Regions from separate parts of the Homo sapiens genome. Here region 2 is linked to region 1. A link is a loop called in an ENCODE intact Hi-C map of the cell type or tissue named here. Cell type or tissue: OCI-LY7. All regions are shown on one strand. Links, peaks and the distances in the headings refer to the core of each region. The heading gives the core; the rest is flanking DNA. Region 1 holds the start of RHOF (ras homolog family member F, filopodia associated). Region 2 overlaps PSMD9 (proteasome 26S subunit, non-ATPase 9).

Region 1 (8,320 bases), core at 23-8,022:
GGCGTGGTGCTGTTGGCTCCTCCTGTGAGGGCCAGGGCTGGGTCTTCAATCCCCGATGAGCCGTGCTGGGTCCAGCTCCTTTGCTGGGAGGGAAGAGTGTTCCTGCCCAGACTCCCCGCTGCCCAAGTACAGCAAGAGGGCGAAAGCACCTGATAAAAATTGAGGTTCACATTGTTAATATCCCAAAAGCCTCCTCCTTCTATACTCCCTGAAACCTGTTTTAAATTTGGCTCTGCCATTGAACCCCGTTGCTCTCACGTTACCCTCTGCCGCCCGAGGGTGTGGCGCCTCCCTTTAGAGTCTTCGTTGCTCTCCGGGTGGGGTCTTTACTCCCCACCTGCTTTGGATAATTAAGTAATTGATGTACGTCTCCCTCCCAGCTGCACCCTGGAGGGCTCCAGCCAGTTTCTCCCCTCCCTGGATCCAATCAGTGAGCTGTTGGGTGCTCAGCTGTGGTCTGGATGTGGTTCTCGGCACGGTGTCGGGACCCACCTGGCTGGACTGTACCCCTCTCTCTCTGCTTTGGTCCCTCTTCTTTCTTTGTCCCCCCACCATCACCTCTTGGGGCAGGGAGGGTGAGGCAGTTTGTCCTCCTGCTGCTGTTCCTGCTGGTCCCTCGAGGGCGCCCCGCCCACCGGTCACCCAGCGAACGCGGGGCGGGGCCGCTGCTGGCGCTGGGCCCCAGGGCTTGCAGAGAGAGGGCCACGCCAGCGGAAGGGCCGGCCAGGAGGTGGCAGGACTTGCCTTACTACTGAGTCGCCGGCATCCCCGCCTCTTCCGGCCTCTCCGCCCGGAGCCCTAGCGTGGAACATGACCTTTCGGACCCTCTGGGTGGAGACACAGCCTCTGCCTGGGCTGTGCAGTGAGGTGGCACCACCATCTCAGGTCGTCTGGCCCAGTGCATCTGTAGCTGGCATGTGACTTCCAGCAAGCTCCTGCCCCTGAGCGCTGGGAGGAGCAGGTCCAGCAATAATTTTTTTTTTTTTTTTTTTGAGACAGAGTTTCGCTCTTGTTGCCCAGGCAATGGTGTGATCTGGGCTCACCGCAACCTCCGCCTCCAGGGTTCAAGCGATTCTCCTGCCTCAGCCTCCGAGTAGCTGGGATTACAGGCATGTGCCACCACGCCCGGATAATTTTGTATTTTTAGTAGAGACAGGGTTTCTCCATGTTGGTCAGGCTGGTCTCAAACTGACCTCAGGTGATCCGCCCACCTCGGCCTCCCAAAGTGCTGGGATTACAGGCATGAGCCACCGCGCCTGGCCGGACAATAATGTTTTGAGCTGTTGCTGAGTCTGGCTTTTGTGACGGGAACTTTTAGCACTCAAGGAGTGGCCTTGTCTCTGGCCTGTCCCCGAGTGCTCATGGGCAGCCAAGGCCTGGGGACTGCTCAGGCAGGGTAGATGTATTTGCCAGGCCAGCTCCCGTCCCTGGGACCTCAGGGAGTAGCTTCATCCCTGAAGGCTGAGTGTCTTCTGCCTCATGTGGGTGGCCCCTCTGCAGGGTTCTCAGGCATCCAGGGAAGTGGGTGCCACAGCGTTGCCTCCAGCCTCACTGGGGCTGGCTGGACTTTGCTCTGACAACACAGCAGTGGCTGGGCCCCTGCAACTCTCCAGGGCTCAGTTTCCCTGTTGGCCGCACTATGGCATAGGCCCCTGTGTGGACACCGATGAGCTGACCCCACAAATGCCACCCGGCCGCTCCCCCAGGCTTCAGTGGCCTAACAGCTGTTGTGTCAGGAACCAGCTTAAAGAATCTTTCTTGCTTTCTCAAACTCTCCAGGAATTCCTGGTGACTGGAAGGGGGAGTGACTCAGGCCCTCAACCTCTAGCAGGTAAGGGAGCTACCTCCTGGGTGGGCATGCCCAGTTCCTCAGTGGGCCCAGCGCGGCCCAGCCTCCGAGGAAGCTCTGAGCAGCTGGCTTGGCTCCGAGGTATTTTTAGCTACAGATCCAGCCCCCCTCCATCACCACAACAGTCGAGTCCAAATCAAACGCGCTCCAGGCAGGTGGGGCTGGGGTTCTGCCAGCCTCCTGGCCAGCAGGGGTGGGTGGGCAGACTGGGGCCAGTATCAGCTGTTCTGCCTGGACCCAGGCCGGGCTGGGAAGGCACACTTGTGCTTATTTCCCGCCTCCACTTCTGTGCAAGCTTGTGCTGTCATAAGCAGAGATCACAGCCCCATTTCTTGGATGGAGAAAGTGGACACTGAGGTCTGAGGCTTTTGAGGACAGTCAGGAGCCCTCCTATGGGCTCCAGTGATGCACTCACCAGCTTCTGGTCCTCTTCTTCCACCTCTTAGAGTGCCTTGGCTCCCTCCTGTCGTCCTGGGGAACCTCGGCCCCAGCCCTGCCTCCCCAGCCAGTCACAGCTCCTCCCTGGTCACCCTGAGGGAGCTCAGGGCCCGGCTGGTAGCTGGGTTGCTCTGCTTCTGTCCCCCACTCCTGTGGAGCCTGGCAGGCAACTCCATGATCTGACCCCGGTTACCTTGACAGCCCTGCCTGGCCTCCCCTCTCATGGCCCAGCCACCCCAGAACCTGAAGAGGTTTTCTAGCTGCCGTGCATTTGCCAGGCTGGGTTACCCACCCTACTTTCCCTGCCTGCCCTCCAGTGCTGCCAGGCCTAGTGTGCCAGCCAGCGCTCAGCCTTCAGTAAAGGGTTCCCCTGCTTCCAACCTCCATTGCACTGCTTCCCCTAAGACTGTGACCTCCTGGAAGGCTGGAGCACAACTGCCTCTCAATAAACGTGTTGCAAAAAAGGAATGGATGAGTTGCTGTGCATTTGTCTAGGGGGTGCTTGACCCAGGAGATTACCCTTTGCCCAGTGCCTGAAGAGGGCGTCCACTGAGAACCTGGGGTGCCTCCCCGGCCTCCCCTTCCCAGCTCTGCTGTGGTCTTGGGATTCTGTGGGCGGTCGCTGCTGCCCTCTGGTGGTCAGACCGTGCCTTGCTTGCACTGTGAGAACCTTGACCATGGAACTGCCAGGTTGGCGGTTTTCCTCCACGAAGTGAGGTTTACATGACCCTTGCCGAGACCTTGAAAACTGGGAGTCTTCGGGGTGGGGTCGCCAGCAAAAAGATCCTGAGTCCTGCCAGCCCCTATCTGAGGAAACTACGAAGGCCACTTGCCCCCAACCATGCTGCTGTTGGGGGTTTTGTTAGAAATGGGCTCTTCCTACCCCAGCTGGTAGGATCCCACTCTCGGCCATGCTCTCGTGCCTGTCTGCCGTGGACCGGCTCCAGGGGGGGGTCCCTCTGCCACCCTGTCGACTCATCTGGGTGGTGCAGAGGGCAGTCAGCCCGCCCAGGGTGAGGAGTAAGAGGAGGGGTGGGGGTTACGGGTAATTCAGCCAGCAGCCCTGATAGCACTGCCTACAGTAAGTGCTCAACAAATAAGCTGTTTTGATCAGGGGATGGGAGAGTTGGGGGGATTCCTGGGATGAAGGACATGTGGCTGCTGGCAAGGAAACGCATTTTCTTACATTTCTTGGTGGGTGTGGGGTTATCAGTCTCCAAAGCTCCAGGAGAGGGACCAAGTTGACTTCAACTAGAGCTACTCCAACCTGCCCCTCCCTGACGACGTCTTGCGTGGTTCACGCCTCTGGCTCCTGCCGGAAGGAGGCGGCCGCCCCTAGTGGTTTCGGGCCAACCTGCGCCCGGAGCGGCCGGCGCCGAGGCGATTGCCCGGCAGAGGGCGTCAGACGTCCACCCTGCAGCCCAGGGTCGGGGTGCGGGTAAGCGGAGCCCAGTCCCTCACCCCGAACCCGCGTGCACGCTGGCGTCCCTGGCCCAGGCGAGGTGGGCAGACATGACTCTCGCGTCAGCATCTTCCCTGGTGCCACCGCCGCTACCTCCTGTGGGGAAGCTGAGGCCAGAGGCGGACATGTGCCAAGCCACACCGCTGGGGCAGTGCAAAGTTGAGGGGCTCTTCCCGGAGCTGGAGGCCGGGGGCTTCTCGAACCCGGTGCGGAGGCACAGCCAGCCAATCCGGGAGACCCTGTCTGGCCGCGCCAGCCAATCAGAGGGTCCCTGCCGAAGGCGGAGCCTGCTAATCAGGGGCACCTGGAGTCGCTGGGCAGCCACGATCGGGTCTCGCCGGCGAGGGGCGCGACGTGACGCGCGGAGGGTGGCGGTGGGTTGGGGGTGGGAGCTTTGCTCGCAGCTGAGCCCCGTTTTTCCGGTGCTGCAGTATCCCTGGGACTGAGAGCTGAATACCCACACCCAGGGCTGAGACCTTAGCAGAAAGGAAACTGAGGCTGGGAGGTCGGCCGGGAGGCTGCCTGGCGGAGGCGGCGCTGCTCCGAGTGGGCGGGGCTGGTTCCGGCCCCGCCCCGCCCCCGACCTCTTGGCTCCGCTAGTGCCCGGCGCGCCGCCGCCAGTGCTGCGGGCTCCGGGCAATGGATGCCCCCGGGGCCCTGGCCCAGACCGCCGCCCCCGGTCCGGGCAGGAAGGAGCTGAAGATCGTGATCGTGGGCGACGGCGGCTGCGGCAAGACCTCGCTGCTCATGGTGTACAGCCAGGGCTCCTTCCCCGAGGTGAGGCCCGCAGCGGGGCTGGGGTGGGGGCGAGGGACGCCCCTTACCCTGAGCCCAGAGCCCCGACCCTCAGTCCCCAGCGTCCCGAGCACGGACAGGCGGCCGCCACCCCGGGGCGCCCCCTCGGGAATTCCAGAGCCCAGCGGGGTGAGGGGGGGCTGATCCGGGACGAGTGAGGGGGGTGGACAGTGGATTCAGCTGGAACTTTGGCCCCCGCCGGCCCCACTAAGGACCAACCCGACCCCCTCTCCCGCAGCACTACGCCCCATCGGTGTTCGAGAAGTACACGGCCAGCGTGACCGTTGGCAGCAAGGAGGTGACCCTGAACCTCTACGACACGGCCGGTGAGTGCGCCTGCGCGCCGGGGGGCCCGAGGGTCCGCCCGCCCGAAGGGTTTCCCCTCCCGGGCGTCCCCCACTGGGTGTCCCCGCCCTGCAGCCTTGGCAGGGCCTTGGCCGGCTCTTCACTCCTGGAGGCCGCTCAGGGGCGCTGGCTGCGGGGCCCTAGAGGCCAAGCCCTATACGTAAGTGGAAGGTGTTTGGAGGAGGAGGTGAACTCTGGGGCCACCCTCCCAGCTCTGTGCTGAGAGCCCACAGCTCGTTCCTCTCCTGTGGTTCTAGAAAGCAGTGGGCTGCTCTTGGGCCTCCCATGGTTCCAGGATTGCTGCGCTACCTGCTGTGGTCTCTGCAGACTCTGTGAGCTGCAGATTTGAGTCCCTTGGTGCTCGGATTGCCTGGGCTGTGTGTCTGGGTCCTGTGGTTCTGGGATGCTCCCGGCTGCAGATCAGCCTGTGGCTCCAGGGCTCTGTGGCCTGCGCTCTGCAGCCTGAGGCTCTGGGGTCCTGTGGATGCGAGTTCTGTGTCTGCAGCTCCCAGGATTCCACGGCTTGCAGTTGGTGGTTCTGGAATTGCGTGGCTACAATTACTTCTGTGCTTTCCTAGTTCCCTGGGACAAAACCAGACAGTGTAGAAAATGAACTGAGGAAGGAACAGAGCACTGGGGGCAGGGGCCCCACACCAGGCTCTGCCTGCCACCTGCAGGCCCCCACGGGTGGTTTACGGATTTATGTGCAATTGCTTGGGAGTCGGTGTTGTGAGGGGTGGGGACAGGAGAAACAGTCAGTGGGAGGACCCTGACTCCCATCTGGGCTTCATCAACATTGGGGACCAAAGGTTGAGATCCCCAGGTGGGGCCTCACCCCACCTCTGTGACTCAGTGTTTAGTGACCTGCAGGGAACCACGTCATCCGGTGGCCCTCTCCGGCCAGCCAAGCCTTGTGTGTGTGAGGTGAGGTCAGACACTGACCTAGGATGGAGCCAAAATCCAGACACCTCCACCCCCACCTAGACCTTGGAGAGGACCCGAAAAGGGGCTGTCCTAGCTCAGAGCCCCCCTCCATTCCGACTTCAGCAGGTCCTATCGTGGCCTCTGAGGAACCTGTCTTTGTGGGATGTGGGCCCTGTAGGGCCAACCCCAAAACAGCGCCTGTCTCTAGCCCCTGGTGAGCTGGGAGAGCTGAGGCATCAGAGGAATTCCCGGGGCGTGGCCCGGGGGTAGTAAAAGTCATGGTCTGGGACACCTTTACTCTCATGTTTCCTGTGCAGTAGCCAGGGAGGGGCAAGGTCATTGACCCACTTTTTGAGTCAAGTGCTGCTGGGTGGAGACATTCACAGCAACCCACTGCCCTGCAAGAGGTCAGGAGGTTTTTTCTTTCCTCCTCCTCTGCCATCAGGGCCTCCCCTATCAGGTCCCGGGGTTCACTGTTCAGGGCAGCCTCCACATCATAAGAACAGGGATGGCCTTTCTGGCCTTGCCCAGAGAGAGATGCTCAAGGAACATGTCAGAGTAGATTGAGTTGTGGAGATTCTGGAAAGCTGCAAGTTGCTGTAGGAAGAATTTGTGCTAAGAGCTGCTACCAGAGGGATGGAGGAGCATCCCCTGCTACAGTCACCAGAAGCAGGCGACCACTGGCACCATGGGGATCCCATCCATGGTCCCATCCTGTTCCTGCCATCCTCTTTGGAGTCAGATCTGGGCTTTGACCCCAGCTCTATTGGCTACGTATCATTGGGGATGTCTGGGCCTCAGTTTCCTGATCTGTCATGAGCACTAAGAGGGTCATGAGGATTAAATCAGATTAATATATGATGTCCACCAGCCTGCCCAACATGGTGAAACCCCATCTCTACTAAAAATCCAAAAATTAGCTGGGTGTGGTGGTGGGCACCTGTAATCCCAGCTACTCGGGAGGCTGAGGCAGGAGAATCGTTTGAACCCGGGAGGCAGAGGTTGCAGTGAGCCGAGATTGTGCCATTGCAGTCCAGCCTGGGTGACAGGGCGAGACTACATCTCCCAGCACTTTGGGAGGCTGAGGCAGGAGGATTGCTTGAAGCCAGGAGTTCAAGACCAGCCTGGGCAACATGATGAAACCCCGTCTCTACTAAAAGTATAAAAATTAGCCAGGCGTGTTGGCACATACCTATAGTCCCAGCTACTCGGAAGGCTGAGGCAGGAGAATTGCTTGAACCCAGGAGGCGGAAATTGCAGTGAGTCAAGATCACGCTACTGCACTCCAGCCTGGGCAACAGAGCGAGACCCTGTTTCAAAAAATAAAAATTAAAAAAAATTAAAAAGATCCTCCTACCATCCCTGCCCAGCCCTAGCTCAAGCCTGTGCTTTGGAATCTACGGTGCCATGCCCCAAGCTGACCCCCAGACCCTGCTGCAGCGGGGAGATCTATCTTCCCTGGCAAGTCTCTTCCAAGCAGCAGAGAAGCAGGGCTCAGGGGAGGTGGCTAGCCTCACAGTCTGACAGACCCCAAGGAGGGGCACCCAGGGAGAAGAGATCTGGCTGCTCCCTGTAGGGTATCCCCCCGTGACCAGGGAAGGCTTGCTCATAGGAGGAAATCCCCTGGTCAGTGAGTGCCACCAGGGAGAGCCCAGGTCCCAGTGCTTGTCATGGAGCAAGGCCTGGAAGGTGATGGAATGAATGGGTAGTGGATCCGAATGCCGGAGATGATTCATCTCGGCCTGCAGGTGGACGGCTCTCAGGAGAACAGGACAGAAAGCCATGGCCAGGCGGCCACGTAGAGAGAGGCAAAGGCCAAGAGGGTGAGGGAATGGCCAAGCCAGAAATGAGTCTAGTAAACGTAGTTGTAGAAAGTTCTAGAACCCAATGGGCCACACACAGTGGCGGAAGGGGCATCTTCCCGACTGGTGGCCACCAGAGCTGTGAGACAGGGGTGGCTCTCAGAGGCTGAATTTCTCCACACCCAGGACCAAACGCTGGTCCTGGGCAGGGGCCGGACGCTGCCCACAGGGGCCCTCGTGGAAGGCCCGTGTGGCTGTCTCCCTCCTGAGGAAGTAGTTACAGACACCACAGCGGAGGGAGGGCAGATCGGGTGACGGGGCTCGCAGGGCTCAGAAGGGAAGGGGCGGGGGCCATGGCACTCACTGCTCTGTCGGCCTCACCGGGGCCCTGACATCCTCTGAGGCAGGAAGCTGCGGTGAAGTCTGAAGTTTCCTGGGCCGGGGGAGGCGGGGTGAGGTGGGCTGTGAAGACACAGACGGGAGAGTGAGCTCATCAGGGCCAAGGTGTGGGGTCCAGGGTTAGAGGGGCACAGGATGGGATAGGGGTTGCCCGGGGAGCGGTGGTCCCCTTTTCAGCCTGAGATGGGAACAGAAAGAAAATTGTTAGGCAATGGAGTAGGATTTGCTAAGACAAGGAACCAGGGACAGATGTGTGTTGTGAGCCCCAGAAGCACCGGAGGCCTGGGCTGAGACAAGGCTGGGGTC
Region 2 (8,320 bases), core at 128-8,127, 100 kb before region 1:
CCTCTAGAAGGAAAAATGCTGCATAAGCCGGGCACAGAGGCTCACGCCTGTAATCCCAGCACTGTGGGAGGCCGAGGCAGGCAGATCACGAGGTCAAGAGATCGCGACCACCTTGCCAACATGGTGAAACCCCGTCTCTACTAAAAAATACAAAAATTAGGCCGAGCGTGGTGGCTCAGGCCTGTAATCCCAGAACTTTGGGAAGTCAAGGTGGCCGGATCACGAGGTCAGGAGATGGAGACCATCCTGGCTAACACGGTGAAACCCCGTCTCTACTAAAAATACAAAAATTAGCCGGGCATGATGGCAGGCGCCTGTAGTCCCAGCTACTCGGGAGGCTGAGGCAGGAGATTGGCGTGAACCAGGGAGGCGGAGATTGCAGTGAGCCGAGATCGCGCCACTGCACTCTAGCCTGGGCAACAGAGCAAGACTCCGTCTCAAAAACAAAACAAAACAAAACAAAAACAAAAATTAGCTGGGCGTGGTGGCGGGTGCCTGTAATCCCAGCTACTTGGGAGGCTGAAGCAGGAGAATTACTTGAACCCAGGAGGTGGAGGTTGCAGTGAGCCGAGATCGCACCACTGCCCTCCAGCCTGGCGACAAAGCAAGAATTCGTCTCAAAAAAAAAAAAAAAAAGTGCTGCATAAGCCTAGTAATCCTGGAGACATTCAGTCCAGGAGAGGGAGTCCACAGGGAGGTGGCCAAAGGGCACCCCTGCTACAGGGCTCTTGCCAATTGGCTGGGTTTGGGAGGAAGACCCAATGCTACAAAATCTTTGATTTTTCCAGAAAAGCTGAAAATTGGGATCTTTGAAGTGAAATTCTCTGATTTTTCAGTACAGATAGCTAATTCAAAATGTTGTGAACCACCATGGCAATCTGCAGGCCACGCCAGCACAGCAGCTGGTATTTTGATACCTTGTGCCTGTCAGTGGGATTGCGGTACTACCTGACCTGCCTCCTCTGCCACTGTCACTTTGGAGCAAAGGCAAGACCCTCAGTCATGAAGGGATTCAAGTTCTCAACCCACAGGAGCAGATGTGGGAAAAGAACCCAGATCTGAACAAGTGGAGACATGCACTTGGGAGGCAGACTTACATAATACATGGTCACTTTCACTAGAAAAGCCCTCCCCCAGTGAGGTCCACAGCATCCCTAGACTCTGCAATGCCTGGCACAGGGAAGTGCTCAATACACAGCTGTTGGGGAATGGAACGAACGACTATTTACAACATATTACAATTCTAATCAAAATGTTGAAAGGGTTTTTTTCAGTACAAAATGTTTCTGCAGTGTATTTCAAAAAACAAATTTGCAATTATAACAAACGTACCATATTAACATAAGCTGTTAGCTGGGCGCGGTGGCTCATGCCTGTAATCCCAGCACTTTGCGAGGCCGAGGCGGGCAGATCACCTGAGGTCAGGAGTTCGAGACCAGCCTGGCCAACATGGTGAAATCCCGTCTCTACTAAAAAAATACTACTAAAAAATTAGGCCAGGCATGGTGGCTCACGCCTGTCGAGGCCGAGGCGGGCGGATCACCTGAGGTCAGGAGTTGGAGACCAGCCTGGCCAACATGGTGAAATCCCGTCTCTACTAAAAAAATACTACTAAAAAATTAGGCCAGGCATGGTGGCTCACGCCTGTCGAGGCCGAGGCGGGCGGATCACCTGAGGTCAGGAGTTCAAGACCAGCCTGGCCAACATGGTGAAACCCTGTCTCTACTAAAATATAAAAATTAGCCGGGCACGATGGCGGATGCCTGTAATCTCAGCTACTTGGGAGGCTGAGATGGGAGAATCACTTGAACCCGGGAGATGGTGAGTGCAGTGAGTGAGCCGAGATCATGCCACTGCACTCCAGCCTAGGTGGCTAAGCAAGATTCCATCTCAAAAAAAAAAAAAAAATTAGTCCGGTGTGATGGTGGGCACCTGTAATCCCAGCTACTTGGGAAGCTAAGGCTGGAGAATCACTTGAACCTGTGTGTATACACATGTGTATATATTTGGGAGGCCTCAGCCTCCCAAAGTGCTGGGATTACAGGCATGAGCCTCTGTGCCCAGCTTATGCAGCATTTTTCCTTCTAGAGGATTTCAGAGAAAAGTGAAATCTTGGTTACACCCAGCCTGAGTCATTCACTCATATGTGTATTTTGCATATATACACGCATGTGTATATTTTACATACACATGTATGTGTGTATATATTTACATGTATGTGTAGATATATACACATGTATGTGTATATATGCTGTTAACAACACGGGAGATTACATACAGAAGCCAAAGGACCTATGCATTATTTTCCAATTTTTTTTTCTTTTCTTTTTTTTTTTTTTTTTGAGACAGAGTTTCACTCTTGTTGCCCAGGCTGGAGTGCAATGGCACAATCTCGGCTCACGGCAACCTCCGCCTCCTGGGTTCAAGTGATTCTCCTGCCTCAACCTCCTGAGTAGCTGGGATTACAGGTTCGTGCCACCATGCCCAGCTAATTTTGTATTTTTAGTAGAGACAGGGTTTCTCCATGTTGGTCAGGCTGGTCTCGAACTCCCGACCTCAGGTGATCTGCCCACCTCGGCCTCCCAGTGTGCTGGGATTACAGGCGTGAGCCACCGCACCCAGCCATTATTTTCCAATTTTTATGTAAATCTATAACTGTTCTTTAAAAAGGGCTGTTTTGAGAATAGATTTTCTTTCTTTTTTTTGAGACAGAGTTTTGTTTGCTCTGTCGCCCAGGGTGGAGTGCAGTGGTGTAATCTCGGCTCTTTGCAACCTCTGCCTCCTGGGTTCAAGTGATTCTCCTGTCTCAGCCTCCCAAGTAGCTGGAATTACAGGCATGTGCCACCACATCCAGTTAATTTTTCTATTTTTAGTACAGACAGGATTTTGCCATGTTGGTCAGGCTAGACTCAAACTCCTGACCTCAGGTGATCTGCCCGCCTTGGCTTCCCAAAGTGCTGGGATTACAGGCATGAGCCACCGCACCCGGCCGAGAACAGATTTTTCAAAAAAAGACCAATAAGGAATTGCTCAAACAGATTTTTTTTTTTTTTTTGAGACGGTCTCTTGCTCTGTCACTCGGGAGGTGGAAGTTGCAGTGAGCCAAGATCGTGCCACTGCACTCCAACCTGGGTGACAGAGCGAGACTCCGTCTCAAAAAATAAATAAATAAATAAGATGTGATGCAGATGGAATCAAGATTCAAACAGATTAAAGAGGAGTTAGTAAGTGAAAAATGTGGAGGATAAATGCTAATAGGACTCTGTGGTGGAGACGGTTGCCTACCTATGGCTGAGTGGATAATGGCCCCCAACACATCCACATCCTAGCCCCTAGAAGCTGGGAATATGCCACCTTACATGGCAAAAGAGGCTCTGCAGATGTGATTAAGGACCTTAAGATTCGGACATGATCCTGGATTATCCAGGTGGGCCTGGTGTCATCACAGAGGTCTTTATAGGTGAAAGAGGGAGGCAGGAGAGTGAGAGAAAGAGATGTTATGACAGAATCAGAGGGAGGGAAATGCGACTGCTGGCTGTGTAGATGGACGAAGCCATGAGCCAAGGACGGTGGGCAGCCTTTGGAAACCAGAAAAGACCAGGAACAGGTTCTCCCCTAGATCCTCCAGAAGGAGCCAGCCCTGCCAACACCTTGATTTTAGTCCAGTGAGACCCATCTGGACTTCTTATCTCCAGCTACTAAGTCTGTGGTCATTTGTTATGGCAGAAACAGAAACAAATATACTATCCAATCTGTACTCTCTGCTAGCTCTTTAATTAAAAACAAATCACGTCATTTGTTATGGCAGAAACAGAAAACAAATATACTATCCAATCTGTACTCTCTGCTAGCTCTTTAATTAAAAACAATCAGCACCTTGGAAGGCCAAGGCAGGAGGACCACTTGAGTCCAGGAGTTCAAGACTCACCTGGGCCACTTAGTGAGACTCGTCTCTACTAAAAAAAATTAGCCAGGCACAGCGACACATGCCTATAGTCCCAGCTACTTGGGAGGCTGAGGCAGAAGGAGCACTTGGAGCCTGGGGGGTTGAGACTGCAGTGAGTCATGTTAGCACCACTGCACTCCAGCCTGGAAGACAGAGCAAGACCCTGACTCAAAAAAAAAAGAGAGAGAGAGAGAGAGAGAAAATGAAACCAGAAATATAGAACCTTAGAGTCTAGCCCATTCCCTTGGTTCTCAGTCCTTGGATGGGGACAAGACAATCCCATCAAGGCAGAAGAGAAGGCAGTAGATAATACAGATAGTTGGTTTTATTTGTATGCCTTTAACACCTTCCCACCACAAGGTGGGGAAAGTCTTCTAAGAGGGCCACTCACATATGATGTTGTGCCTGGCGGTGCGGACTTGGTACAGGTCCACGTCTGACCGGGGGTAGCCCTCACAGTCCACCAGCGGCTCGTTCATCCCAATGCCTTTTTGCTGGAGGAAAGAAACGTGGTTAAAAGGTGCTCATGGGTGTAATGTCCCCAGGATGTCTTTCCCCAGACCCTTCTCCTCTGAAGTCATAATAAAGGTGACAGTAATGAAAACTGCCACATACTGATCACTTACACCAGGGGCTCTACTCATGCCCTCACAACTACCCTGGGGTGGGCACTGTGTTTTTCATTTTTTATTTTTAACGACGCAAGTAATGCATGAATCCATTCTTTTTTGAAGTTAAAACAGTGCCGATAAAACCAAAGACTCCTTTGAGCATCATCCCCAAGGCCAGCCTCTTCCTCCACTCCTTCACACCCTCCTTCCCACAGGTGGCTGACACCTGGCTGCTGGCCCTGGAAGCTAGAGGGGAGTGAAAAGCCCAGACAGCACCCAGCTGTGGCAGGGCTTTGATTCTTCTGAAAATAAAAAGATCTGAAGAAGGAAACTGATAGCACCAGCTGCCTCCGGGGAGAAGAACTGGGTGGCTAGGTGACAGGGCAGGGAGAGAGACAGTCCATTTTATACCCCTCTGTAGGTTTTGAATTTTGCCTATGGGAATGTATTCTTTATTCAAAACAACACTTTTTTTTTTTTTAACATGAGTCAGAGGAGAGTACACAAAAGCAGTGAAACCAGTCACATGGTTCAGGGGAGGGGCTTTGCAATTGGTTAGACTTTAATTTGAATCTCAACTCTGCCATGTACAAGCTGGGCATCCTTAGCTGAGACCTTCTCCTCTCTAAGCCTCAGCTTCCTCAATTATAAAATGGGAATAGGAGCACTCGCCTCCCTCCCTACCTGCTGCAAGAACTAACGAGCTGACCTGCAGAGTACTTAGCACATGCCACGCGCATACACAGCATAGTGGGTTGAAGAGCGGCCCCCAAAAACAGATAACCACGAGCTAACCCCCAGAACCTGTAAATATGACTTTATTTGAAAAAGAGTCTTTGTAGATGTAATTATGTTAAGGATCTCGAGATAAGCTCATCTGGTGGCTGGTGTCCTCATAAAAGAAAGGCAGAGGTAGGTGTGGGACAGACACAGGAGGAAGGCCACATGAAGATGCAGGCAGAGGTTCAAGTGACACAGCTGTAGGCCAAGGACCGCCAGCAGTCACCAGAGGCCAGGAGAAAGGCTTGGGAGCTTCTCTCTCAGAGCCTGCAGAAGGAGCCAACCCTGCTGACACCTTGATTTCAGACTTCTGGCCTCCAGAGCTGGGACAAAGTAAATTCCTGTTTTAAGTCACCAACTCTGTGGTGTTAAGGTGGCCTCAGAAAACGACTACGCGCAGAAGTCATAAATAGTGGCTGTAAGGATTAGTCAGTCCAGGGACAAGCTGCCAGTGTACACAGGCACTGAGAAGAGGGATTCCATTCATTTTGCTCCCTTTCTCTCTGGAAGCCTCCGGGTTACACCCAAACCTACTGTCCACTGCGCAGGGAGATAGTTCTCCACACTCCCCTAACACAGGACTCGCCGTGACACTGCAGAAATGCGCCAGGGGCTAAAAACCTGTATCTGCTCCTGCCTTCCCACAGTGGTTAAGGGTTGACCAGCCTTTGAGAATCAATATCACATTGGATAATGCTTCTCAAAGGATGGGATCCATAACACTAGCAGCTCACACACACGGCATTAAATAACCCTGAATCAAAAATACATATTCCTCTCCCAATTCTCTACAATCCTGCAATTGTCAAGGCAAAAGTGTCCATTTGGTGCTGGTCTCTGCAACACCCCAGTTACTTGCTATCTCTAGTACCCTCTGTTTTTATAACAGTTTTATTGAGATATAATTCAGATACCATATAACTGACCCATGTAAAGTGTAAAAGGTAATGGCTTTTGTGTTTGTATTGGTTTGAGACAAGATCTTCTGTTGCCCAGGATCGGGTGCAGTGGTGTGTTCATAGCTCACTGCCGCCTTAAACTCCTGGGTTCAAGCGATCTGTCTCAGCCTCCTAAGTAGCTGGGACCACAGGCACATGTCATCACACCTGGCTAATTTTTAATTTTTAATTTTTTTTTTTTAAAGACAGAGTCTCGCTCTGTTGCCCAGGCTAGAGTACAGTGGCGAGATCTTGGCTCACTGCAAGCTCCGCCTCCTGGGTTCAGGCCCTTCTCCTGCCTCAGCCTCCCGAGTAGCTGGGACTACAGGCGTCTGCCACCACACCCGGCTAATTTTTTTGTATTTTTAGTAGAGACGGGGTTTCACCGTGTTAACCAGGATGGTCTCGATCTCCTGACCTCGTGATCTGCCAGCCTCGGCCTCCCAAAGTGCTGGGATTACAGGCATGAGCCACCATGCCCGGCCTTTAATTTTGAATTTTTTGTAAAGATAGGCTCTTACTGTGTTGCCCAGGCTAGTCTCAAACCCCTGGCCTCAAGTGATCCTCCTGCCTCAGACTCCCAAAGTCCTGGGATTACAGGCATGAGCCACCACGCCTGGCCATTGACCATTTGTATTGACCATATTTTCTTTGGAGAAATGTTTATTCAGATCCTTTCCCTGTCTTCTAATTGGCTGTCTTTTTATTATTGAGTTGTAAGAGCTCTTATTATAGTCTAGATACTATCCTCTTATCAGAGAAATGATATGCAAATATTTTCTCCCATTCTGGAGCTTATCTTTTCATTTTACTATGCCCTTTGAAACACAGTTTTAAAGTTGAAGTCCAACTTATCATTTTTTCTTTTGTAGCTTGTGTTTTTGGTGCCATATCTAAAAAGGCTTTGCCTAATCCAAGGTCATGAAGATTTACTCCTATGCTTTATTATACGAGATTTATAGTTTTAGCTGTCCACTTCTTTTTTTTTTTTTTTTTTTTTTTGAGATGGAATCTCTGTCACCCAGGCTGGAGTGTCGTGGTGCAGTCTTGGTTCACTGCAACCTCCGCCTCCCAGGTTCAAGTGATTCTCTTGCATCAGCCTCCCGGGTAGCTGGGATTATAGATGTGTACCACCACACCTGGCTAATTTTTGTATTTTTCGTTGAGACGGGGTTTCACCATGTTGGCCAGGCTGGTCTCGGACTCCTGACCTCAAGCGATCCACACACCTCGGCCTTCCAAAGTGCTGGGATTACAGACGTGAGCCACCATGCCCAGTCTTTTTTTTTTTTTTCTTTTTTCTTGAGACGGAGTCTCGCTCTGTCACCCAGGCTGAAGTGCAGTGGCGCAATCTTGGCTCACTGCAAGCTCCACATCCCGGGTTCAGGCCATTCTCCTGCCTCAGCCTCCAGAGTAGCTGGGACTACAGGCGCTGGCCACCACGTCCAGCTAATTTTTTGTATTTTTAGTAGAGACGGGGTTTCACTGTGTTAGCCAGGATGGTCTCGATCTCCTGACCTCGTGATCCGCCCGCCTCGGCCTCCCAAAGTGCTGGGATTAGAGGCATGAGCCACCGCACCCGGCCTTTTTTTTTTTTTTTTTTTTAAAGAGACAGCATCTCACTCTGTCACCCACAAGAGAGTGCAGTGGTGCAATTATAGCTCCCTGCAGCCTCAACATTCAGGGTTCAAGCAATCCTCCTGCCTCAGCCTCCCAAGTAGCTAGGACTACAGGCATGCACCACCACGCCCAACTAATTTTTAAAAAAATTTTTTGTAGGCCTGGCGCGGTGGCTCAAGCCTGTAATCCCAGCACTTTGGGAGGCCGAGGCGGGCGGATCACGAGGTCAGGAGATCGAGACCATCCTGGCCTCAGGTGATCCACCCACCTTGGCCTCCCAAAGTGCTGGGATTACAGGCGTGAGCCACCAGGCCCGGCCCAAACCCACTTTTTAAAAACAAATATAGAGCACGGTTTCAGGCTGAAAGCTTTCAGCAAGCAACAGCAGCTAGCCAGAAGCAACCAACATGCCGTATCAACATGCA

What was found. A loop is a pair of places that touch in the nucleus more often than their neighbours do. Peaks named below come from ENCODE experiments on the same cell type or tissue, not always from the same donor. Only the 100,000 strongest peaks of a DNase experiment are listed, where the experiment ranks them.
Region 2: a loop joins it to region 1, with 8 times the contacts of the local background. A loop is called at or near these places in 81 of 110 quality-filtered maps.

The regions. Positions count from the first base shown.
Region 1 is chr12:121,789,702-121,798,021 of GRCh38, reverse strand. It overlaps RHOF (ras homolog family member F, filopodia associated), which reads left to right and starts at 4,334. Exons shown (of 5, transcript NM_019034.3): 1 at 4,334-4,526; 2 at 4,783-4,870. The coding sequence starts at 4,389. LINC01089 (long intergenic non-protein coding RNA 1089) reads left to right here. Exons shown (of 4, transcript NR_152740.1): 4 at 1,780-2,755. It also overlaps a transcript of SETD1B not described here. RefSeq lists enhancers at 1-103, 2,340-2,509, 2,805-3,345, 3,890-3,939, 3,886-4,426 and 4 more and a silencer at 4,420-4,959. In OCI-LY7, for the core only: CTCF peaks have their summits at 2,880 (motif pointing left), 3,679 (motif pointing right), 5,360 and 5,566 (motif pointing left); DNase peaks (open chromatin) are centred at 2,921, 3,621, 4,001, 7,981 and 3 weaker places; H3K4me3 peaks cover 3,746 bases; H3K27ac peaks cover 4,747 bases.
Region 2 is chr12:121,890,859-121,899,178 of GRCh38, reverse strand. PSMD9 (proteasome 26S subunit, non-ATPase 9) reads right to left here. Exons shown (of 6, transcript NM_002813.7): 2 at 4,338-4,440. Among named protein-coding and RNA genes, the nearest start is that of PSMD9, 6.2 kb to the right of the region's middle. In OCI-LY7, for the core only: CTCF peaks have their summits at 4,079 and 4,279; DNase peaks (open chromatin) are centred at 4,318 and 4,908; H3K4me3 peaks cover 1,511 bases; H3K27ac peaks cover 2,492 bases.